2 separate regions of the Homo sapiens genome follow, and region 1 is linked to region 2. Evidence: chromatin contacts called from ENCODE Hi-C data. All regions are on one chromosome and are shown on one strand. Each heading gives the region's core, a stretch centred on a gene start or an enhancer-like site at or near the end of the contact. The rest is flanking DNA. Distances are from core to core; before and after follow the strand shown. Region 1 holds the start of H3-3A-DT (H3-3A divergent transcript). Region 2 holds the start of AIDA (axin interactor, dorsalization associated).

Region 1 (4,283 bases), core at 1,420-3,919, 3.4 Mb after region 2:
TGAAATCAATGTGATAAAGTGTGCATGGAGATAGCATTACAGTGACCAGAAGCATCTCCATGAGGCAGTAATCTTTGCAGTTGATTGACAGGAGCCAAGCAGATATGAATAGCGTTGCTTTTAAAATCCTTTCCATTCTACTTTTCTACTTATAAACAAATCTAAATTCATGGCCATAAGTACTCTATTCTAAGGAAAATATTTTAACTTAAAACCTTTTGCTCCCATCCTCCCCATTTCTTTTTTAACTGCAAATGTTGAGGCCATTATTAGCCCAAGAATTCTATTTTTTTTTTTTTCTGAGATGGAGTCTTACTGTTGCCCAGGCTGAAGTGCAGTGGCAAAATTTCGGCTCACTGCAACCTCCACCTCCCAAATTCAAGCAATCCTCCCACTTCAGCCTCCCAAGTAGCTAGGATTACAGACGTGTGCCACCATGACGGCTAATTTTTATTTTTAGTAGAGACAGGGTTTCTCCAGGTTGGCCAGGTTGGTCTCAAACTCCTGATCTCAAGTGATCCACCCACCTCGGCCTCCCAAAGCGCTGGGATTACAGATGTGAGCCATTGTGCTGGGCCTGAGTTCTAGTAAAGCCAATTCAGGACTGACCCGTAGGGCCCTGTGAGAATCCCTTCTTGCTCTGGCACCTCTCCTTCCCCATTATCTAGACTCTACAGTTCACCTCTCTCATTAGCTATAGTTTTTGCCAATCTTGGGGCTCCAAAGTCCCTCTTTCTTTACCCCCTCCTGGTGCTACTTCCCTGTGCAAAGCAGTGCTTCCAGAGATCATAAGCCCCATGAGGGCAGGAACACTGCTTGTGTTATTCACTGCTGCATTCCCAGCACCCCTGAATTGTGCTGAGCAGAGTTGGCACTCAATAAATATTCATTCAGTGAGAAAACTTCCTGAAGCCACTAGGAGGGTAACCAGTCACCTCTCCAGGTGCTTAAATACTTGAACCTACTAGAAAGAATTTGTGGCCTAACTTCATAGAGATAAATATTATTATTCCCATTTCACAAATGGACAGACAGCTGAGTTAGTTCAAATCATCTAAGATCATAATTACTCTACCTAAAATGGTCTGACCCTTGGTTAGAAATATTTTTTAAAGCCAAGAAGTAGAAGCTATTGAAAAATCCAGCATACAAAGAAAACATTACCCATGTCATTTAACATTTCTTGAAGATATGATGCATTTAACTAATGCAGAACAGCCTTCCTGGATAAATCCAACAATAAATATTTCGGTTTCCTGAAAACAAAACAAAAAACAAGCAAAATAACTCATCTTGGCTTGAATTATAGGAAATTCTTTGCTGGCAGCTCGGTCCAAGCTGATTGCATATGTGCTTTTAGGATAGGATTAGAGATTGCATGTGTTCTGCACAGCAACCATGGACACTTAACATTCATGAAATAATAATGAAACGGGAGGCCTGGATTTTTGTCTGTTTGTTTCTCCTAGGTCTCTTCCTCACTTAAGTGACCTTGGACAAATCCATTTCTTCCCTCGTATCTGATTTCCATGTATCTGTTTCGGGATAATGTTTATCACTAAGCCGCTTTGTGAGATCTTCAGATTACAAATAATTACTGCCCTTCATTTATGAAATTTTCCTCCTTCACTACCCTACGGGATATTTGCATGACCCTTCCATTGAAAACCTTTACACACAGTTGTGAAGCGTCAATACCATCTAGGGACGGTTCAGAGGTTCCAAAGCCAATCAACTGACAAGTCGTGAGGATAACTTGGGCCATGAAAAGTCCGTTTCCTATGCTACTGAGAATTGGAAAACAGGTATATGTACTAATTCCCAAACCACGTTTGCCTTCTTTCTGCCGTTTTCAGCCTCTTCTAAACTATGCAGAAGCTGCGGACATTTGACTATCTATATTCGGCAATTCCTTTCCAAAGCAATCCTACCGAAAACAGATCACACGGCCCCCACGGGCGGGCAGGACAAGCCACCAGGCCCTGGTGCAGGAGCTGCGCGCTCCACACATTGTTTAGAGGCCGACGCGACACAGCCATCTTGCGTCGGGGGCCCGGGCCCGGGAGGAGAGCGAGCCCCGTCCCCTGATCCCGGAGGCCAACACCGGCGAGGGGCTGCCCTGCACGCAGGCGGCCGGCCCAGGAGTCTTAGCGGATCAAGTTGTCTACGGCGGACTCGGGCCGGTCCCGCAGGACCCGGCCGCACTTGGCCGAGCGCGCAGGCGGGAAGGAGGCCGTCGGTCCGCCCCTCCCGCTGCCGCAGCGGCCAGGTCCGACAGCGGGCGCGGGACGCTGGATTCCTATTTGCCAGCTTCCTGCTGGGGAGCGTTTTCCAATGGGGCGCGGCGACCCGGCCGACCGCGTCCTCCTCCCCCACTGCCGCCCGGGTCTCCTCGGGGGCGCGCGCCGGGGCCCGCGCGGGGGCAGCCCCTCCCTCCCCTCCCCGCCGCGGCCCGAGACGCCCGCAGGCCGGGCGTTCACCCGCCGCGCCTCCGCCCGCCTTCCCCTCCCCCCACTTCCCTCCGGGCGCCCCAAACCCGGGCTTCGGGGGTTCGACGCCGTGCGCACACGGAGCGGGATGGGAGTGCAGGGCCGGGGGCGGGGGCTGGCCGGGTGCGGGCGGCAGTCTCGGCGGGAGCCGGCGGCCCCTCAGCGTGTCTTTTGTGTTTGTACACACACGGCGCGAGGCGGCCTGGAGGAGGGAGCGGGCGGCGCGCGGGGGAGGGGCGAGCGCGCGCCAGCGAACGGGCGCGCGGGGGGAAGGGCGGGGGCGGGGCGCGAGAGGAGCTATGGGGGCGGGGCCGAGCCTTCCCTCCATTGTGTGTGATTGGCTGGCGCGCGGCGCGGGGGCGGGGCGGCGTGTGTTGGGGGATAGCCTCGGTGTCAGCCATCTTTCAATTGTGTTCGCAGCCGCCGCCGCGCCGCCGTCGCTCTCCAACGCCAGCGCCGCCTCTCGCTCGCCGAGCTCCAGCCGAAGGAGAAGGGGGGTAAGTTTCCCCGTCTGCCCGCTTCCCCGGAACCGAGCCCCGCTTGCCGTCAGCCCCGAGCCGGGCCCTGGCGGTGCCGGGAGGGGACCCATAGCCCCTCCGGCTTAGCCCACAAACTTTTTGGCCCAGAAATGGAGGTGAGGAGCGAGTTTCCCTGTTCCCTCTGGCGGCGGCGGCTCCCCCGTCTCTCGCCGCCTCAGCCCAACAGCAGCAACCGCCGCGGCGCCGAGCCTGCTCTCCCTCCTCCTCCCCGCGCCCCTGGCTCCTCTTTCTTCGGTGAAATCCCGCCCGCCGCCCCTTCCCCGGACCCCAAACCTTCACCATGACCCGCGCGGGCCTCTTAACTACCGCCCCCGGGCCCCAGCCCCCAGTTTTCGAGCGGGAAAGGGGTGGAAATCGCCGCCGCTTCGCACCCTGGGGTAACTCGCTTTTTGCTGCCTCCCCACAGTTGTTGCTAAGCTTCACCATCTTGTCTCTCTTCTCTGGTCACCGACCATATTTTTTCCCCCGTTTCTCTCTTCCCCATTTCAAAAAAGCAAGAATTTTTAAAAGAGGGACGTTTTTTTCCCTTTTTTGGAGAGGCGGAAACTTGATGCATTTGAAATGCAAAAAAAACTTTTGCATTTTGGAGGGCGGCACGTGGCAGGGGATAGGGGTATTTTCGAGCGATTTGGTGTTTTGTCTCTTTGGAACGGAATCGGATACGTTTTGCGATTGTTTCCATTTTGTTCTGGTCGGGGAGCCGAGTTGGTTCCTGCTCGAGGCGCTGGGAGCGAGGCGGGCAGGTTGGGGGACCCTGTGCCGAGGGACCCGAAGGAGGCAAAACCAAAAGTTTATGTGGTGCTTGGGGTGGACCGGTCGGCGGATGTCGTGCGTTAATTAAAGCCTGGGTGCGGGGCACTTTTTATTTCACTGCGAAGCCTGTGAGGACTGGACGCGAGGACGGGGCTTTGTAGAATGCTCGCTGGTGGTAGCTGTTGTTCCTCTCTTGTTTTTTCGAGACGCCTTTTTGTCAACATAACTGTAAAGATGCAAAACCAAGAATATTTTCAGATATTTACAGCAATCCATCAACAGTCAGACGAAGGGGGGGCAGCCAAAGTGGGGGGGAGTAAGACCTTTTTTTTGCTGTAATTTGACTCGACCTTCCAGTGGTTTGTGCCTTTTTTCTTTTGACTTGTTTGTGGATGGAATGTTTACAGACATTTCTAATTACTGCTTTAATTAAATAAATTGGATCAAAGGCCGTTCGAGGTATTTTTGTTTTGCCGTTTGTCGCTCAGAATTGGCATTTTGA
Region 2 (4,402 bases), core at 1,648-4,147:
AGAGACAGCCTCACTGAGGATATTTGAACAAAGACCTGAAGGAGGTGACAAAGTGACCCAAACAGATAATGGGGGGAAAAGTGCCCCAGAAAAAAAATACGAGAGCCCTAAGGCAGAACTATGTTCCAGGAAATAGCAAGGAATGTGGGAGCACTTACTCTTTTCATACTTCCGTAATTGCAACACCCAGTTACTCTAAAATCTTCCATTGGCTTCTCAGTGCTTTGAGGGCAGAAATCAAATTTTATTCATCTTTGTATCCCTAACCCTTAGTTGTTGAGTCATGAAATTGTTTAAGCTACAGTATTATTACATTATGAGAATACAGATATGCACTATCTCTCCCCCTACATCCCTCGCATAAAGCAGCTCCTGTGTGTTGTATGGCGATAAGATTGCTGCCTACCCAATTAGAAATCCCAACGATCCTAGACTCTTCCTCCTTCTACACCCTCGACATCCAGTCAGTAACTAAATCCTGTCAATTCTTGTTTACATCATTATAGTGGCCCCCAATTGGTCTATTTTGCTGCAGCCTTTCCTCCCAGATATTTCAAATGAAAAAGATAATTTGCATTCATTTCTGGATATATTAGGTAATTTTAAACTCTTGACCTCATTTTATATGTAGCCTACATGTTTACAGAATTTAAGCCAATCATTACATGTTTTCACTGAAATTTGACCCTGGCAGTTTTTATAATTTGAGGACTACTAGAATCATGAAGTTCAATGGTTAGTACTGAGGTCCAACAATGGATCTGCACATGCCTATCACCCTCACCTTCATGTTCCTAGAAATTCAAACTAAACAGCTTGCATATTCAATTTTCCTTTGTAATTTCAATTGGACATGGTATTCTTCACTTTCCATTGTGAAGTCGGCTGCCCAGTGTCAACAGCTGCTAGGTCTCACCACCTCACAAGTAAGAGATGGCTTTCTATTTCAAACTATGCAATATTAGTTAATATACAGAATGGGTATACATAGGTGCTTACTAATTGGCTACAGTATGGAAGGGTGTGTTCTCCAGTAATAAAGAAAATCTTATCATTTGTCTAATTCACTTACAGAATTACTCTCTCAGTACATCTTAAGCACTCTGTAGTAGAGACAGGATTTGGATTTTCTTTTTTAAATCCCAGATTTCAGTGGTATCAGCTTGTGACCTGAGTAATCTGTTTAACCTGAGCTTCAGTTTTCCTCATTTCGTAAAATGAGAATAATTATATTCTCACTGGGTTATTGCAAGAGCAAATGAAATCATGTGAAAGTGCAAAACAAATGCTAGTAGTTGTTACACATCGCAAAATGGCTCAGAGCACGGGTTTTTGTCAGAGCTTTTTGAAGCTACAGGCGATTCAAAGTCAGTACCTACACATTTAAATTATCTTAATAGATAAAAACAAATAACTATTGCGGGGAGACGATAAGAGTTTAGATCTTCCAAGTACCAAGCGTATATTCTTGCCAGAAATCGTTGTGTGTCGGGGGCGGATGGGGGGTGGGGGAGGCCGGGGGTATTCTACTCATACGTGGTTTCATACTCAGTGAAATCTCAAACAATAACTTGCTTTAAACAGAGAATAATTAATGGCGAGTTTGCAAACAATAGCATTTTGGCAGACAGTTCTTAAGTTCAGTAAAATGTGCAAAAACCTAAGCAAGGTTTTATGTGTATATAAATCTTGTCTTTTATTTTTTAAGACAACCCTGAAGTTTTCTGTGGAAACCAGAAAGGGCAAGAAATTGGTCTTAGGTTGCTCAAGGAAACTGGTACTCACTTGTACCCTGCGGCTATACATTATATACAGGAAAAGGAGGAGGGATCCAAGGAGGGCGTGGAGCTCCTGTGCGTGGTCCATTAATTCACATTTTGCTCTCTTCGGTTCACATCCTGCGCGGACTCCACCCAAGGCAACCGAGCGAGGGGGTGGGTGGGACTCACAGCCTACCAAATAACAGTCCCAGAAACCGAAACGAAATCGAGGTGGAATTCTGAAAACACGGCTCACCAGAAAGAGGGGTGGAGAAGGAGCGCGAGAGGAGACCCTTCTTTTGGCAGAAGAGGTATCCCTGGCCCTCGTTGCTTCCTGGGCTCCCCCCCATCCCCTCAATCGCAAACAGTTCCCTCCTTTCCTACGCATGGAAGAAGGAAGACACACACAGAGCAAGGCCACTCATCCTTGGAACGTGGGCGGAGAACACACAAGTATTCCTCAGAGAATTTCAAAAGGAAATCGAGGAAAAGCAACCTGGGAGAGGAGGAGGAAAGGAAACTGACTGCCAAGTGGGGGACCCGCGAGACGGTGGAAAGGAACTAAGCAGATAGCCTGCTGGGGCCTGCGCCCCAGGAAAGAAGGGCTACCTGTTGAATGGAACTGTCCCTGCGGAGGCGGAGAGGGAAGAAGGCGAGTCACCCCAGAGAGCGGAGCCGTTGTCCCTAGAGCAGCCTCGCTGGGGCTGGTGGCGAGGGATCTCAGCCCCAGTGCCTGCGGAGCCCCACCCTGAGAAGCCTTGGCTGCAGATACGGTGATGAGAGACACCGACAGAAACAAGGGAGAGGCGCACGACTGGAGCCGGTCTGGCCTGCTCCCGCGGTTAGTCACTCACATCTGATACTCGTCTATCGCCTCCACCAGCTGGCCCCAAGAGTCGAAGTCGGCGCCTCTCCTAAAACTGGCGCCCCAGCGCTGCAGCAGACTCCGGGTCACCTCCGACATGGCCGGTCCCCACCCCGTCCCCTCCCGCCCCTACCCCAGCAAGGCCGGGTTCTAGGGCGCCATCCTCCCCCGGCCTGGCCCCGACATTAACAGGGCCAGGAGGAACCGCTACGGCCACCACCGCCACCCGCCGAGGAGCCGCCCAAGCCCATTTGCCGCCACAGCCAAACTTTGCGGCTCCAAAGCGACCGCCCCGCCGAGACCCCGCCCCCGAGGCCCCGCCCCGGGTTAGGTTGAGGCCGCCCCACTGCGCCGAGGGCCGCCATCGCTATTGCGGCATTCTCCCTCGGCTCCGGAGGTAGGGGCAACTCTTCTCTTCCTGTCTGGGAAAAAGACCATAGCTCAAAAGGAAGGCCGAGGGAGAAGTTAGAAAGGGATGATGAACGAAGCGTTTTGAGGGGACTGCAACGCCGCGGCAATACCCGCCCCTGAGCTGCGCGCACTACCGCCTCGGTAGCTATCATGGCCGCCGGGTCACGTGACTCCGGCTTGGCGCCGTCCTGGTTTTCCGTCACCCTGGTTCTGTAGTCTCGGTTCTCCGACTCCCTCTTTTTCTCGCTTGTGGACTCCGATATATTGCCCTTCTTCCCTTAGAAGAACTGCTGAACCGACTCTGAGAAATTTGGTAAGTATGTCAGAGGATGGGTGTTTCTCAGTAATATCCCCCGCTACTTCCCCGGAGTCTCAAGCAATAGGATCACCCCCTTTTACATTAGTCTCCATAGACCCCTGGACAGTGGACCAAAAGTCTCCTTCTAGTGCCTTGAAACAAACGACAGAAAGAAAATCCATATTGGTCACCACAAATCAGTGGCATTAACAGCTAGATCCGCTGAATCCCCTTGCCCCGCATCTCCATTGGTCATTGGAGAGCTTATAATACAAGCTAAACTGGGGTTCGTTCGGCCGTTGTCTGGCCACCTCTCCCGGGTTGACAGTATCGGCTTTCCACAAAAATGCCTGTTTGGAAAGAGGGGAACTCAAGTGTTGGCGCGTGCGCACGGTCGCCGCCCGCTGCCTCGAACGGGACTGGGCACGGGAGGAAGAGGCTGGGTGGTAAACAGGAAGTGGGCGCTCAGAGCTCGGGGGCGGCGCTCAGGTAGGTTCCTCTGGGGACTCGGGGCTTCCGGGGTGGGGGTCCCTTGTTAGGAGCGGGAGTCCTCTTGTGGAAGTGTGTTAGCTTACAGCTTCGATCCGAATGTTGTATTGGTGGCTCTAAAGGCACCCTTGTCCCTGCGGGTGGGTGTGTCGTTCTTCTATCCCACCCTAGGAACTCCCGAAAACTGAAGACCGCCGGGTCGCAGAAGGGGAGAAGATGGGGCAGGGGCAGAAACCCTCTTCTTTCCTGAAGTAAAGATTCGCAAAACTTCAGACATTTTCATCCAGGAAGTAGGAGGCCGCATTAAAAGAAGTATTTGTGGAAGATTTCGCAGCCTCAAGTGCTGAGTGTGATATTATTTGTAGGCACATAGATGCTGTATTAGGCTATCGGAATTTATATGGAAGATGTGTAGAAGATGATATTTTCTGAAATAACTCGTTAAATGTTTTGAGTCCTAAATAAACCTGCTCAGTTTTTCGTTGGGTACACACTGTATTCTCTATTCATTAAGTATGTGGTGCTCCTCAAAACCAGCTTTGTCATGAATAAATAGCATAAAGGAAGCACTTAATGTAG

Evidence for each region. Hi-C counts contacts between places; a loop is a spot of excess contacts on that map. Pooled maps may share reads with other maps.
Region 1: a pooled map shows a loop between it and region 2 (30-fold over the local background). The contact joins the promoter of H3-3A-DT here to the promoter of AIDA in region 2. A Hi-C loop is called at or near these places in 1 of 37 single-sample maps with no recorded cell type and 11 of 50 pooled maps.

The regions. Positions count from the first base shown.
Region 1 is chr1:226,059,826-226,064,108 of GRCh38, forward strand. It overlaps H3-3A-DT (H3-3A divergent transcript), which reads right to left and starts at 2,670. Exons shown (of 2, transcript NR_185887.1): 1 at 1,165-2,670. It overlaps H3-3A (H3.3 histone A), which reads left to right and starts at 2,891. Exons shown (of 4, transcript NM_002107.7): 1 at 2,891-2,986. RefSeq lists silencers at 2,010-2,859, 2,446-2,611, 3,230-3,299.
Region 2 is chr1:222,709,594-222,713,995 of GRCh38, forward strand. It overlaps AIDA (axin interactor, dorsalization associated), which reads right to left and starts at 2,898. Exons shown (of 10, transcript NM_022831.4): 1 at 2,615-2,898. The coding sequence starts at 2,724. It overlaps BROX (BRO1 domain and CAAX motif containing), which reads left to right and starts at 2,971. Exons shown (of 13, transcript NM_144695.4): 1 at 2,971-3,349. RefSeq lists enhancers at 2,666-3,580, 3,949-4,168 and a silencer at 2,779-2,998.